Linked DNA regions of Mus musculus: region 1 is linked to region 2. A link is a loop called in an ENCODE intact Hi-C map of the cell type or tissue named here. Cell type or tissue: left cerebral cortex. All regions are shown on one strand.

What was found. Hi-C counts contacts between places; a loop is a spot of excess contacts. Peaks named below come from ENCODE experiments on the same cell type or tissue, not always from the same donor. Only the 100,000 strongest peaks of a DNase experiment are listed, where the experiment ranks them.
Region 1: it touches region 2 in a loop (2.4-fold over the local background); 2 of 42 quality-filtered maps call a loop at or near these places.

Annotation. Positions count from the first base shown.
Region 1 is chr13:59,206,684-59,214,683 of GRCm38, reverse strand. The region is part of intron 2 of Gm34558 (a long non-coding RNA gene); the gene reads left to right. Among named protein-coding and RNA genes, the nearest start is that of Gm34558, 5.9 kb to the left of the region's middle. In left cerebral cortex, CTCF peaks have their summits at 2,162, 2,383 and 3,633 (motif pointing right); DNase peaks (open chromatin) are centred at 1,262, 2,235, 2,936, 3,629 and 1 more place; H3K27ac peaks cover 3,443 bases.
Region 2 is chr13:59,389,947-59,397,946 of GRCm38, reverse strand. No RefSeq gene overlaps it. Among named protein-coding and RNA genes, the nearest start is that of Gm34721, 14 kb to the left of the region's middle. In left cerebral cortex, a CTCF peak has its summit at 165 (motif pointing right); DNase peaks (open chromatin) are centred at 172, 4,249, 4,466 and 4,911; H3K27ac peaks cover 1,239 bases.

The DNA.
Region 1 (8,000 bases), 180 kb after region 2:
ACAGAAGCGTTCCCCTCGCTTAGTGACCGTATCTGTTCTGTCCGCCCTACATTCTCCCTGCTCCTGCTGAGAGCCACCGATCCTTCTTCTCCATCCATGGTTTTTCCATCTTACAGTGTCTTAGATCTGGGCTCAAACGCCATGTGTTTTTATCAAATCAGTTTCTTTTCTTTCCGTAGGAAGCATTCATGAGTCACCCATATCTTTGGATGGCTCGATAGCTCATTCCTTTTTATGCTAGTAATATTCCATTGTTTGACTTCACCATAGCCTATTTAACCACGTGCCTCCTGAAGGGTGTGCTGGCTGCTTCTGGGTTCCGGCAGTTATGAATAGCCCTGTGATGAGCATACACGAGCTGGGTTTTATGGACAGAGTTCCATACCTTCCGGTAAACACAAGAGAACTTGATTGGTGGCTGTGGTGTTTTGATTATGTCCGCTTTTCGGGGCTGTTTTGTCTTTAATCTTTAGGAGAGTTCATGTTTAGTGTTAGGCGGCATGCTCTGGAGAAGCAGACAAGAGAAGCACATAACATAACTTCATGTTTAGTGTTAAGCGTGCGCTGCTTCTCCAGAGCACGACGCCATTAGTTTTGCATGTGTTCGTTCCTCTCGGGTTACAGCTCCACCCATCGCCCATGGTGAGCATGTCTGTGCCTAGGTTTCGGTCATCTTCACAGCTCTAAACACTACTGTACTTTAATATTTGATTTCCTATACCATGAGGCAGAAAAGGCACTTTCATGTGCATAGTTGTCAACTAAATACGGTATTTGGTGAGGTGTCAGTTGAAACCTGCCATCTTTCATCTGAGTGTTCCTTTTCCATCATAGTTGTCCAGTGGCTGGGTTATCTGCAGGACCATCTCCTCCCTGAAGCAGGAATGTGAGCATTTTTTTTTTCCTTCTTGCCTTGCTCCCAGCCCTTAGCTCAGGGACATAAGAGTCCAGGCTTATTTAGTAAAAGCATGAGGGTTGTGAATGTGGACAGTGCTATTGTAATAAACGAAGCAGCTGTTGATGACCGTATTGGCCAGTGGTAATTTACTCTACCTCACCACATTTCAAGTTATTTACCTCTGAAGTGAGGAGGGTGATAGACTAAGTTTTCTGGCAGTTTTGAGAATTACGCTGTAAAAAACAAAAATGCCATTAGCACAGTGTGAGGAATCTAGGAGGTATCACTAAAGAGCAAAGCAAATTCGTCCACAGCAGGATCGGGAAAAGCATTGTGCTGTGCACAGAGCAAACGTCGTCTGTTTCAGTGTGTACTGTCCGGCTATATTAAACCTGATTATAGTTCCTGCTAACTGACTGTATTTCATATTGTGAGAATCTGCTACAGGTGACTTCTAATAATTACAGCCATCACACAGCCCAGACATGCATCATGGTCGCCACATACCAGGAGTGTCGTGCATTAAAGCCACTCTGCATGTGAATGTCACACACTACATCTACCATGAGCTGTGTTATGCTTTCTTTCTCTCACAGATAAAGAATTCGAAGCGCAGACAATTCCAGCCACTCACACAACCCCACCCCACCCGACCCCTCTCCCTGCCTCAGCAAGAATTAGAAACTGTTCAGGTTTAACTGCAAACACAAAGTGCTTTCTATTTATGACCAATTACATCAAATCTGCTAAAAATTACTTCTTGTCTGCATGTTTTTAGATTTTTGTCCCCCTAGAATAATTCAATTCGTACAAAAGAAGACGGTTATGTTAACTAAACTCTGTTTGCTTTGCGTGGTCCTTGTGGACATGTCTACCACGTGACTCCTGTGGATGTGAGCTATGTGTGCTGGATCAATGAGTTTTGAAGTTCTTGGGCCTCTGTCTAGATTAGTAAAACAAGGGTTCAGGCAGGCACCCGTGATTAGTTTTGGATTGGCTTCCTAGGGTAGCAGTCTTATCATGTCAGACCTGGTCAGGGATGCCTTCCACAGTGGACCAGAGATGCAGGATGGATGCATTTGCTCCTTACCCCCCTGCTCAGCACGAATCTAGAGACCAGACTCAATGTGACGAAGCTTCCCACTGCATGCTGTGGGCGGTTTGTGTTTCCGGCAATGAAGACAGGGCATCTGAGACCGTGTTCCTCATCTTGCTGTGCTCACAAGAGTCCAGCAGAGGAAGACTTTAGAGAGGACCTCGAGAGGGGATGCCTCAGAAGGTGCTTGGAACTGCACCTGTCCCCAATGCAGGCAGTCGCAACATGACAGATGCTGTTCTGAGGGAGTCTGTCAGCCTCAGTCGCTGGCAAGGCTGAGGAGAGCAGCAGTCGCTCTCTCGCTCGCTCGGCTTTCTATTTCAGTCACCGTCTGAAAATGTGCTCTGTGCAGCCTGGGCACAGCGTTCCCCCCAAGAGCTCCGTTTCTTGTCCTAGATTTTCTTTTTTAAAACCTCCTAGAGGCAGAAATATTTCTCCTGCCTATATTGCTCTACATCTCCTCCTATCAAAGACATATTCTAGCAGTCATACAACTGGAGGCGGTAAGTGCGCCATCATTACTGAGGGGCTACTGGCCCAAGTGACCTTTGCCCTCATGCTTTGTGCCAGCCCCCATCTGGGGTCTGCCTGCCATCATTGTCCAGAAGATATTTGATGAGGCATTTTTAGGATTCTGTACATCTGCAAGTCTGACTCTGCTCCAGCCCCGCTGTTTCTTACTTCCTTTATCTGCTTATTGGATTGCCATTAGCTGTCTTGATAAAGTGTTCAACTATAAATACAATTTATGGATTTCAGAAGTGTAAGTCATGGCTCATGTCATTATTCATTTCCAGGCAGGACTTTAGCTGCCTGTACGTTTCAGTAAATACCCACTTCCATGTCCCACACAGAGCAAGGGAATATATTTCCCACCAACTTTCCTCTAGATTTCCATGCCAAAGAGGCCAGAATAGAATCTGTTGCTGGATTTTGTCCCTTTTTATTTTTAAATCTTTAGGAATAGAGGGTATGACTTTGGAATAAGTATGATATTTCCTCCACAGAGATTTGTGTGTTCATGATGAACATGATCCAAAGAACACTTTAAAAATATTCCAGGCAACGAGGTCTCAATGTGCACTAGTGAAGTTCTAGACAAGAACGCACGAAGTGAAGAATCCTGGGAGAGCTTACAAGAACACAGGAAGTGAAGGGTCCTGAAGAGCATGCAAGAACGCAGGAAGTGAAGGATCCTGGGAGAGCTTACAAGAACACAGGAAGGGAAGGATGCTGGGAGAGCATACAAGAACACGGGAAGTGAAGGATTCTGGGAGAGCATACAAGAACGCAGGAAGTGAAGGATCCTGGGAGAGCTTACAAGAACACAGGAAGGGAAGGATGCTGGGAGAGCATACAAGAACACGGGAAGTGAAGGATTCTGGGAGAGCATACAAGAACGCAGGAAGTGAAGGATCCTGGGAGAGCTTACAAGAACACAGGAAGTGAAGGATCCTGGGAGAGCTTACATCTAAGGAGTGTAACACTCGCCTAAGATGAGCAGTGTTTTTAAGCAGTTCACATCTTTGAGTTTTTTCCTTTATTTTTATTTTGTGTGTTTGAGTGTTTTGCCTACATGCAGCCCTGTGCAACATGTGCACTTGAGGTACCCACGGAGGCCAGAAGAGGGCGTCGGATCCCCTGGAATTAGAGTTACATATAGTCCTGAGCTGCCATCTGGGTGCTAGAAAAGGCACTTTGGTCCTATGCAAGAGCAGCCAGTGCTCTTAACCTCTAAGCCATCTCTCAGGCCCCTCTTTCTGAGTTCACGAGTTAGAATTTAAGAGTTTGGGTTCCAGCTGTGGGAAGTGGCATTTGACACAGACAAAACCTACCTTTGCCTGGATGGAGACTCAGAGTTCCAGAAAATGCCTCTTTTACTTGTTCTTAAATGGCTTGTGCCACCTTACCCTCTGCATGAAGGTTCCCTCCTGGGCTAACTCGCACTCCTATCAGAGATATTGTTCTGGAATATGATAGAGGAACTAAGAGAGAGGCTAAAGGACCTCAGGAGGCTGCAGACTCTGCAAACTCCTTGGCACTCGCTGTTTGTAAGACCCTTACCTGGCCCTTATGACAGTGCTGGGGAGAGCTGCTTTGCCTGGGTGCCACACAGATGTTCTCCTGTCTGCTGCATCCCGGTCCCCGTCCCACACACAATGTAGCTTTTGAAGAGGGAGCCTTTGAAGTGTGTGTCACACAGAGACACAGAAAGAACATCCACAAAGGGCTTGTCTGTGTGCCCTTAAGAAAACAAAATACTAAAATACACTCGCAAGCTCTCCATTCAAATGTCTCAAAAATTCCTGAGTAGCCGTTTTCTCAGTATTTGAATTAGAGGAGGCAAATCCCCATCAACTGCCCTGTGACTCCTTCCAAAGCCCAAGACGATGACAGCTCTCAACTCCTGGAAGGAAGTTCACACGGTACCCAGCGGATGGCAAGGCTGTGGCATATTAGAAGCCACACGAAAACTTGCCTACCACAGGGGTACTAAGGTTTAGACTATTGGGTAATGAAATACATTACAAGAGGTTGAAATTATGTTAGAGACATTGTTTGGCACAGATATCCACCTTATATGGATAGACAATAGATAACACCCTCCAAAGAGACCTGCAGCCTGTTCCGCCCCAGGCTGCCAGTGGCTGGGTTCCCCTAGGTCTCCTTTGTGCTCACATTCTGAAGCTTCCTTCACCCTCTCCTTTCCGTGTCTCCAAAGCACTCTTTCTTTGCAGGCCGTTCTAGTGGTTCATTCTTCACACATTTACAGAGCTTCCTGGGAGTTGTCAAAAGTGCGCTGAGATGCCTGCAGAGCGAAGGATATCGTGTTGCCCGCAGAGGTTAGTTCGTTATTGAGCGAGATTAGGGGGCATGAGAAACGGCCCCTATTGGTAAACACTTCACTGGCCATAAGCCACCATGTAGCAGAGCAGGACCACAGAAACGGAATGATGGGGCAAAGTCAGAGCAGGATTAGGAAAGTCTGGGCGTTTTTAGTTAGATTCTGTAAGTGCAAGAGCACACTTTAAAAGTGCCTCCCGTTACCCAGGGTGAGGCTCCTCAGTTACTTTGCTTTCTCCCTCTGGCTACACCGATACTGTGTATTAATACACAGGGTACAGACAAAGGGAGTGCGAGCATTCAGTGGGTGCCTGTTGCATGGTGCTCACTACATGGTGCCTGCCAGATATATGTCATGTGAACTTTCTGCTCAGACACTTGGAGGTCAGCTGCCCCGGGTCATGCTCCTATCAAAGATGTGTCTATGCTGTGTGCATGAGTGTGAATGTGAGTGTAAGAGTGAGAATGTGTGTGTTCAGTGTGTGTGTGTGTGTGTGAGTGTGTATGTGTGCGTGAGTGTGAATGTGAGTGTAAGAGTGAGAATGTGTGTGTTCAGTGTGTGTGTGTGAGTGTGTGTGCTGTATTGTGCTATGTGTGTGCTGTGTGCATGAGTATGAATGTGAGTGTGAGAATGTGTGTGCTCAGTGTGTGTGTGTGTGTGTGTGTATGAGTGAATGTGAGTGTAAGAGTATGTGTGTATGTGTGTGAGCCTCCTGACACATCTATGGAATGAATGCCACAGAACTATCCCTGCATTTTGTTTATGTCTACATAAAGGTACATTTTACTTATATACCGCCCCCACCCCCCCACTCCCCCACCCCCACCCCCCGCAGCTGTTGTCTCACTTCCTGGTGAGGAATTACATACAATGACCCTGAGTATAAAGACATTCTCGCTTTCTTTATCAGGGGCAACTTCAGAATTCCTGACCCTCTTTAGATGACCATCTCATTTATCCATTTGGGAAGAGGGTGAGGTCACCAGTGCCTGTGCAGAGGAGGTGAGGCCAGAGACAGTGCTAAGTGAAAGAGGCTCTTCCTACACCCAAGCCTCACAGTGTTACTTGTACCTAGCAGATGAGCGGGACCATGCCAAAGAGGAAGGAGAAGGCTTGAGCTTTCCCCCTTTCATGCCTTATTTAGTTTTCCAAGAATCTCTTCTCCAGAGGAAAGAGAAAGGTTTCACTGACAGACTAGTCCAGGCTCCCCCATCAAACAGAGAGATTCTGGCCTGTACTAGTTTTCATGAGTGGAAAGTACCTTTCCCTAACCAATACATTTTTTAAAAATTTCAACAGAAGAAAGTTGCCAAGGAGCTAAAGGGATCTGCAACCCTATAGGTGGAACAACATTATGAACTAACCAGTACCCCGGAGCTCTTGACTCTAGCTGCATATATATCAAAAGATGGCCTAGTCGGCCATCACTGGAAAGAGAGGCCCATTGGACTTGCAAACTTTATATGCCCCAGTACAGGGGAACACCAGGGCCAAAAAGGGGGAGTGGGCGGGCAGGGGAGTGGGGGTCGGTGGATATGGGGGACTTTTGGTATAGCATTGGAAATGTAAATGAGTTAAATACCTAATAAAAATGGAAAAAAAACAGAAAACAAAAAAAACAAAACAAAACAAAAAAAAAATTTCAACAGAAATACTCTAGGGGTTTGATAAAACAATGGTCTGTGAGGCATCACCCTTTCATGCACTGGTGTTCTGTTTTCTCCAGAGTGAGTGTATGTGTGTGCATGTGCATGTGTGTACCTGTTTATGTATGTACACATGTGTATGCATGTATGTGCATAGATGTATATGTATGTATATGGGTGTGTACATATGAATGTGTATGTGTATATTGTGTATGTGTGCCTGTGCATGTGTGCATGTGTACATGTTTATGCATGTATACATGTGTATGCATGTATGCGCATAGATGTGTATATGTGTATATGGGTGTGTACATGTGTATTGTGTACATGTGTGTATGTTTGTCTGTCTGTGCAGTGTCATGTGTGTGCATGTGTGCATGCATGTGTGTGTGTGGTATTGGGAGGGGCTGTTAATATCACCTTCTAGCCTTTGTTTAAATTGAGCAGCCCAGATCTGCTGAATCAACCCTTTCCTGCCCACACCATCGTGTCCCTGGAGCTTATTTGCAACACTGTTATAGAGATCCTGTTTCTTTCTGGACTCAGCTGCATGGCTCCTCTGCTCAGCTCCTCCACGATGCACAGCCTCCAGGACCTGGACCTGGAGGCTGTCATGTTAGCCAGTTTTCATTAAAAACAAACAAACAAACAAACAAACAAACAAACAAACAAACAATACCTGGAACAGTCAGCCTAAGGAGAAAAGTTAGTGTGGTGTAGAGTTTTAAGTGTTAATGGCATGGTTTGTGTCAATTGTTTTGACAAAGTAGCTCATCACAATGAGTGGATAGCTAGACCCCACCCACATCCTGGTGGGAGATAAAATGGAGAGCAAGGAGGAGAGGGGACCCCAGTCTCTTGAAGGACACACCCTAGATACCTAATGTCTTAAAGGTCCCATTACCTCAATTTCACAGAGCCGGGGACTAAGCCTTCAACATGGCCTTTGGGGAATATTCCAGACACAGATAAGGCACCTAGCATTCTGATGTTCCCTCTCCTCTCTCTCCTGTGTCCCTTGCTCACACTGGCCTACCTGCCCAGTCTCCTTCCTGTTCCTCAAAAACGCTGACACACTGCCATCTCAGGGTACTTGTCCCCTTGGCTCCATGTCCCCTTGGGATATGCATATGATCATTTCCCTTGCTTGCTGTAAAATGTGACAAATTACAGAATGAAGAGCTCCTCCAAACGTGGACTCTGTCTTGCCATAGGTCGATGTAGAGCCCTCAGGAGGCTCTGCAGTCACAAACTGGGGAACACTGGTATTGTGGCCATGGGTGTGGGCATAGGATGGCATTTGGACAAAAATACTTATATTTGTATTAATTATATTTTATTATATTAATTAATTAATTATATTTTATTAGTCTTTATAGCAACTGAGTGCAAGCAACCTTCACCAGGCATAGCACAGGTCCTTGGTGCTTACTCAAAAAGAGCATTAGAAACCAAGGCAGGTGTTAGTGCCCTGCCCAAGCACCATAAAGACTGCAGCTCTGGAAAGGTGGACTG
Region 2 (8,000 bases):
CATCCCTCATTTGCACCTTCTTTTTGTAATTAATCACCCCTGACACAAGTTCACAATAAGCTATGTGTTGGCCTGAGCTACTGATTGATATCTTGCCTTGTTAGGGTCAAGGAATTGGGCTACTGTTAGGATACCCTTGTTAGGCACTTGGAAACTAAATGTGAATGGCCACCAGGGGACGCCAGGCTCCCAGGGTCTTGTCTGGGTCTTCATTTGAGCAGTGAAAGAGCTGGGGAACATTCGTCAGCATCCTCCTTTCTCTGGGGCCTCACAGGTAAGGAGTTTTGTGACACTTGAAATTCAGGGTCTTCGGCCCCCAGTTGAGGGATGGGGCCACCCACCCATCTCAAAAATTTTAACCCAGAATTGTTCCTATCTAAAGGAAATGCAGAGACAAAAATGGAGCAGAGACTGAAGGAAAGGCCATTTCAAGACTGCCCCACCTAGGGATCCATCCCATCTGCAGACACTGAACCCAGACACTATTGGTGATGCTAAGAAGTGTTTGCTGCCAGGAGCCTGGTATGGCTGTCCCCTGAGAGGCTCTTTCAGCACCTGACCAATACAGATGCAGATACTCACAGCCAACCATTGGACTGAGCCTGGGGACACCCAATGGGAGAGCTAGGGGAAGGAATGAAGGAGCTGCCCCATAGGAAGAATGACAATATCGACTAACATGACCACCCAGAGCTCCCAGGGACTAAACCACCAACCAAAGAGTACACATGGAGGGAGCCCTGGCTCCAGCTGCATATGTAGCAGAGGATGACCTTATTTGTCATCAGTGGGAGGGGAGGCCCTTGGCCCTGTAGAGGCTTGGTGCCTCAGCATAGGGGCGTGCTAGTGGGGTGAGGTGGAAGTGGGTGGGTGGGTGGGTGGGTGGGGAGCAGCCTCATAGATGCAAAAGGGAAGGAGAATGGGATGGGGGTTTGTAGAGGGGAAACCTGGAAGGGGGACACCATTTGAAATGTAAATAAATAAAATGATCAATTAAAAAAAAAACTCCTGGAATGTTAAAATGATACCTGGAAAAAAAATAATTCGAGGTCTCTCCATGGCTTCTGCAATGATTGATTTCTTTGCCTTTCTTTTGTTTTCTTAATTTTTTTCTTTTATAAAATCTACATTTTAAAGATTTCCCACCCTTTGTCCTTCCCTCCTCCCCTCTCTCCCCCCTCCACCCCTCTTTCCTTTCCTCCCTCCCTCCCTCCCTCCCTCCCTCCCTCCCTCCCTCCCTCCTTCTCTCCACTCCTTTCCTTCCTTCCTTCCTTCCTTCCTTCCTTCCTTTCTTTCTTTCTTTCTTTCTTTCTTTCTTTCTTTCTTTCTTTTCTTTTCTTTCTGTTTTGGTTTTATTTTTCGAGACAGGGTTTCTCTGTGTAGCCCTGGCTGTCCTGGAACTCACTCTGTAGACCAGGCTGGCCTCAAACTCAGAAATCCACCTGCCTCTGCCTCCCAAGTGCTGGGATTAAAGGCATGTGCCACCACTCCCTGGTGGGAGTTAGCTTTTAAAGGATGCACAAACAAGAATGGCTTCAGATCCTAAAGACATCTTTAAGAACTGAAAGGAATTTGCCAAAGCCCCAGGATAGGCAGGCAGCTTAGCAGCTCTCATCTGGCCATGCTCCCATATTTAGAGGTTGGCTTGCTGAAGCTGGGTCTGGAAGACCTGTAGTTGGGACAAATGCTACCTTCTTCTTAGGCTCACTTGCTCATTGTTACATAAGCTGGACTAGCCATCCTTCTCACTGGAAAGTGGGGATGGGGAAGGTCCTTCCTTCCTCTCCCTCCTCCTCTTCCCCCTCCTCTTTCCCCTCCTCCTTCCCCTCCTCCCTCCTTTCTCTTTCCTTGCCTGACACAGCATCTACCTTTCACAGTGGGCTACCTATCTTGGGAAGTAATAGGACAGGGTGGCTACTGGACATGGTAGATACTGTATTGAAACCACTCTGCTACACATGACTTATTATTTCCAAAATGCTGTACTTGTAGCTAAAAGGAGAATTTATCTATTAGCATTCCCCCTAATAGTCCTTGTGAGTTCGACACGCACAGTGGTAGCATAAATGCTAATTGCATTTAGTGTGCACAGGAGCTTCTGTCACGTATATGGGCAGCATGAATTTAACTGCATTTACTGTGGGTCGGGCCTACCATACCTTTTCAGAGAAACTTTAGGATTAAAAAAAAAAAAAAAACCTAAGCTAAGATTTTAAAATTTCAAAGTAGCGTTGTTTTCCCTTTTCTGTGAAATTTCTTCTTCTTATCTTCTGATTCTCCCATTTGAAGGAGAAAGCAGGTTTATTTTATTTGGTTTATCGATAGCAATAGGCACATCCTCCCCACATGCCCCTGACTACACCATTAACTTTTAAGCTGTGAGCTGCAGCTCCAAGCTCCTACCTGTAACTCTCACAAGGCTTCCTAGAAGCTCCTCTCCTGAGGGGATTTGCATTTCTACATGGGTGCTCAGAAGAGCCATCTAAAGTCTTACCCTACTCCACTACACGTTCCAAAGCACTAGCTTGCAACTATGTTGATTCATGTTTCCATTTGCCGGGAGCCCAGGACCCTCTTAACTCATTTTGCTGCCGTTTGAAGAAACCAAAGCAAGTCACAAAGATCCAACTTGATCTTGGAGTTCAAAGGCGATGGCCAGTCTGATGCCCTTAACCGCCATCATAGAACTTGACTCTTGTTGGCCGTTTCTCACTGTCAGGAATATCCTTCCTGCTAAGAGGGACTTTTTGTTTGTTTTTGTTTTTCCACACTAAGTTTCTACGGACTCTGTGTTGAAGTGCCTCTGTATCTTTTATGGTATCTCCAAGATGCTTGAAGGCATATCTAAGTCACGGCAACCACTCGAGTCTTACAGCATGGCTCACACTCAGCTGGAGAAAGGCTGTGTTCTGGAACATTCTTTCCAAATTCTAGTTTAAAAGTCAAGCCTCACCAAAGCTCCGAAAATGTAGCCTGGGATATAAACTCTTGGATGGTTTTCTGAAAGCCTGGTGGATAGCGGAGGTCACGGAGTGGTGCTAGGGTCCCTCTGTTGTGGGTGGCAGGAGAGGAAGGCTGGGATCAGGGTGAGGGGATTTATTGGGCATGGCTGCAGGCAGGGGCAGGGTCCTGGAAACTCTGTGGAGGATGGTAAGCTTGAGAAATCAGTTTCAAGGTTGTAATGCAGATTATCTGCCCCACCACCCAAGCTCCAACCCCCAGCCCTGCCTTACCAACAGACGCACTAAGGACATTCATTCACCCACAATCCCTTGCAGGTACTAGTGCCCACAAGAGGCTGTCTGCTAGGAATTTGGGGGCATACTTTTGTGTTCTCCTTGCTTCTTTCCGCTTGTCATGTAGATGTGAGGCTCAGAGGTCCTGTGTGCCAGTGGAGAGCAGAAGCCACAAACACGGGCAGAAGTCTGTGTCCTGGGGGTTCACCCTGGCCAGGCTTTACTAGCAGAATGTATCCCGGCCCTCTGGGTGAAAAGTGTGAGCTAATCAAATACTGGTTGGTTTCTTCTTTCCTCTTCTTTTCCCCCATCCTTTCTCTCCCTCCTCCTCTTCCCTCTCCTCTTCCCCTTCCTCTCCCACCTCCCCCTCCTCCCTCCTCCTCCTCCTTTTTTTTTTTTTTTTTTTCTGTATAGTCCTGGCTGTCCTGGAACTCACTTTGTAGACCAGGCTGGCCTCAAACTCTGAAATCCACCTGCCTCTGCCTCCCGAATGCTGGGATTAAAGGCATGTGCCACCACTGCCCAGCAACTGCATCTACCTTTCACAGTGCAGTGTGGCTGAGTGCACAGGCTCTGGGGAGTCACAAGGGCTGGGTTCAAATCCCCACCCTGCCTCTTGGTTGCTGAGGAATTTGAGGATGAGATTCAACTTCTCTCCATATCATTTACCGATGGGTAAAGCAACAGTGGGGCCCTTCACAGGGACTTTGCCACGAAGAAGAGAAAGTAGTGGCACAGTACCCAGTGCAGACCCACCCACAGCTCAATGACTGGCAGGGCGGTGACACGGACTCACTCACTGTCAACCCTGGTGCTCAGAACAGTGGTATGGTCCTGGTCCTTTAATATTACCCTCCATGGACAGAAAAGATTAGCCTAAACCAGAGAAGGGTCTGCGTGCAAGAAGGCAGCTGGAAGCCAGAGGCAGATCTGTCAGCCTGTTGTGCTCTGACGCCGTTCCATCTTGGCCACAGTCCCTGGGCTCCTGTGTGCCAGGGCTCGTTCTCTCTCTCTCTCTCTCTCTCTCTCTCTCTCTCTCATTTATGTAACTCATCACCACGTCACATCTGTGTGTTCTGTTGATGCCATTTAAATTCTGTTACTATTTAATACCAAGAACATTTAAAGAGAACATTCTGAGGGACTTGGAAAAATCCAATTGTTCTCTTGGTAATTGGGTTTGTAGGAAACGGAGAGGGTAGTATCCAGAATAGAAGGCTTTTAAATGAATCATCTTTGCGCTGCTGCTGAGGCCGGGGGAGCCCTGCTCAGTCCCTCAGGAGGTGGCAGCACACACCCCTGCTTTGGTTAGGAAAGACCCAGCTGTGTGGGCCAGAGAATCCAGAAGAACGGTAGCTCAAAACACTGGGTCACTTGCTCCTTGTAAGGAAGAAATGTGAAGACAGTTCACTCCTGGCAGGGGCTTCGGAGAGTCTCCAGAAGCCAGACTTCCTTGGTCTCCCTGTTCTACCAGCCTTGGGACATGACTTCCTCTTGTGGGGCAAGAAGCTGCCAGATGCCACCATTCCTGTCTGTGTTCCTACTTCCTTCAAGCTGTCCCCAAGGGGGTCCCACATCACATGTTTATTTCATACCAGTGGCCACTACTTAGTCACCTGGTCACCTCAAGCTGCCTCAGAGACTGACACCCATATTCTTTAGCTACCTGTTTGTTCAGCTGGTGTAGGCTCTAGCCTGGGGAACGAGGACAGATGGGTACTGCGGTTAACCTGTCAGATTCCACAATACACGGCTGTAGGTGACTCATATCCTCTTCTCTGCTTGCAAGTATCTTTTCATTTTTTAAAAATAATTATATTTTTGAGAACTATACACATTTGTATCACCCCGATTCCATGCCCCTCCCCTCCCCCATTTTGCTTCTTCTGAAATTCCTGGCCTCCTCTTCAATTATGATTGTTACAAGGAGGAGGTGGGGGTTTCTTATCCAAGGCACACAGCAGGGGAGGGCTACTGCAGAACAGATTGCACTAAGAAGGTACAAGGGTCTTAGTAAAGGAAAACATAGAGAATCAGGAAAAAGGACAGGACAGAGTTACATTCTAAAAGATGTAACTCTGATGTCATTAGGGCTGAGGTCTGTCTGGAACTAGGGAAGGCTGGCTGTACGAGGGGTTGTCAGAAATATACAACACACACACACACACACACACACACACACACACACATCTGATGATTTGCCAGAAACATCCACAGTGTGTTATAGTCACAGTGACTGGGTAAAGGCCAAAGGTTAAAGGTTAAAATTATTAAAGAAAGGAGCTCCCAGGACTATCCCACAAAAGTCAGGCATGAGACATTGGCTGTCCTGTGGACAATGTTGGATTCCCTCAGCTCTGATGTGAGGCAACGTACACACCTCTGTTCAGCAGGGACTTCCCTAAGCCTTGAGGGCTAGGATATTCTTGGGATGGTTGATGTACGGGTGTGAGCAGGCTGAGTGACTGACTGTCACCTGCCCAGGCTAACTTATGCACAGTGGCCCAAGGCTCCATTCTAAGTCTTGTTGTTACATAAACAGCGTGGGGCCAAGACTGAGGTGTCCAGACCCTGTCCAGACACTTCTTATCAAGGATGTTCCCAGAGGTGAAAGTGGGAGGGGCTGGTCCAGTGGTTCAGATAAAGTTAAGATTTTACTTCCTCTTCCCAAGTACACGCCGAGGGAGAGCTAGGTGCTGACTGTCGCAGAGGCAACTCAGTGAGCTGATTTGTCTCTGACAAAGCAGAGGTAGATGCTGGAGGATTTTCTCCTGACACCCTTCCAGCCCGGAGTGAAAGCGCCATTTGGGACTTATCCAGCCTTCACGCAGACCTCAGAGCAAACGGCCTGCGGCATTAAACAGTTCCACTGATGAGCTGGAGAGATGGCTCACGGGGGGGGGGGGGGGGGGGGGGGAAGAGGGCTGGCTCTGTGAGGATAAGGTGTTCAGATCCCAACACACACATAAACGGTGGGCTTGCCTCGAAGCAGCACTGGGGCACTGGGGTTGGGAGGGCAGGTGGGAATGTGAGCTTGCCAGCCTAGCTCCGGATTCAGTGAGAGATCCTGTCTCAAGGGGATGGGACAGAGAGTGATGAAGCAGAACACTTGTTCTCCTGTGCCTCTGTGCACACACACACACACACACACACACACACACACAGGTACAGACATGCACAGGCACACATACAGATACACACAGACTCACAGATACATACATGGACATGTTCACACAGATACACACACAAGACATACACAGAAACACACACATAACACACACAGAAACACACACGCACACACAGAGAAATATAAACATGCATACACATAGATACACACATGCACACACAGATACACACATGGCACACCCAGAAACATACACAAGACACACATTCACACACACAGAAATACACACAATCAGTGGAGATGAGATTCCCATTTCTGCCGAGACACAGGCCTGGAGACTTCAAAGGGAAGCCTTCTTTGGAGACTCTGCCTCGGCCAAGTGTGTGTTTGTCAACAGTTGGGGCTCGGCCAGATCCACAAGGTTCTGCAGGTGTGGAAGGCTTCCAGAAGCATCTCTATGGTTCAGAGAACACAGCAACAGTTTTTCCTAACCCGGGGCATGTGCTGAACTATTCAGGGGGCTTGTGCTCATTCTCACAGCGGTATTACAAGGTAATGCTTCTTATTTACAGTCACATAGGAGACACTTGAGACTCTGAGAGCAATGGTGCACGTGTGTGTGTATCTGTGTGTACTCATGTGTGTATTTCTGTGTCTGTGTGTATCTATATTTCTGTGTGTATGTTGCATATATTTGTGTGTCTATATGTGCACATCTGTGCCTTAGTCAGGGTTTTACATCTGTGAACAGACACCATGTTCATGTGTGTATCTATGTGTGTGCATGTGTGTATTTCTGAGCGAAACTCTCACCCTGAGATCAGGAGGGAAAAGTTGTGGTCCTACATTCCTCCTTCCTGTCTCTGACCCGTGCTCATCAGTGTTTTCTCTTGTTCAGAATCACCTCAGACAAGCTCTACCCCAGAGGGGAGTCTGCCCAGTTCCCCAGCTGCTTCTCTGGAGGAAGAAGCCCCCATCAGTGTGTATTATAGTGATGTGTGTGTTATGTGTATGTGGTGTGTGTATATGTGTTAAGTGTGTGTTCTGTATGTATCTGTAGTAGTGTGTGTTATGTGTGTATATATGGTATATGTATATGAGTGAATGTGTATATATTGTGTATGTGTGTATATGTGTTATGTATGTCTATGTAGTGGTGTGTGTGCTATGTGTATATATGTGGTGTGTGTTATATCTAGTGTGTGTATATGTGTTATGTGTGTACATGTAGTAGTGTGTGTGTGCCTATGTGCGTGGAATTACACAACGATTTATCTTTCTCATCTGGCTTCTTTTGTTCAACATTATTATTCTGAGAACCATTAATGTTACAACATGCACCAGTAATCCTTTTAAATGCTTAATGGTTTCTACTCTATTACAGTTTGCTCATCCATTCCAATGTCAGGTTTCAGTCTTTCTCAGTCTGTAGCCCTTACACAAACAGCTGCCATCAATAAATTCACTTAGCGTCCTTCAGGGTAAATATCTGGAGTGCAACAGCTGAACCTTGCACATACCTCTTTTCCTTCCTCCTCTTCCTCCTCCCTCTCCTCCTTTTCCTTCTCTCCCTTTTCCTCTGAGGGCTTCCCTATGTAACCCAGAGTGACCTCATTATGCACACCAGGCTGGCTTTGGAC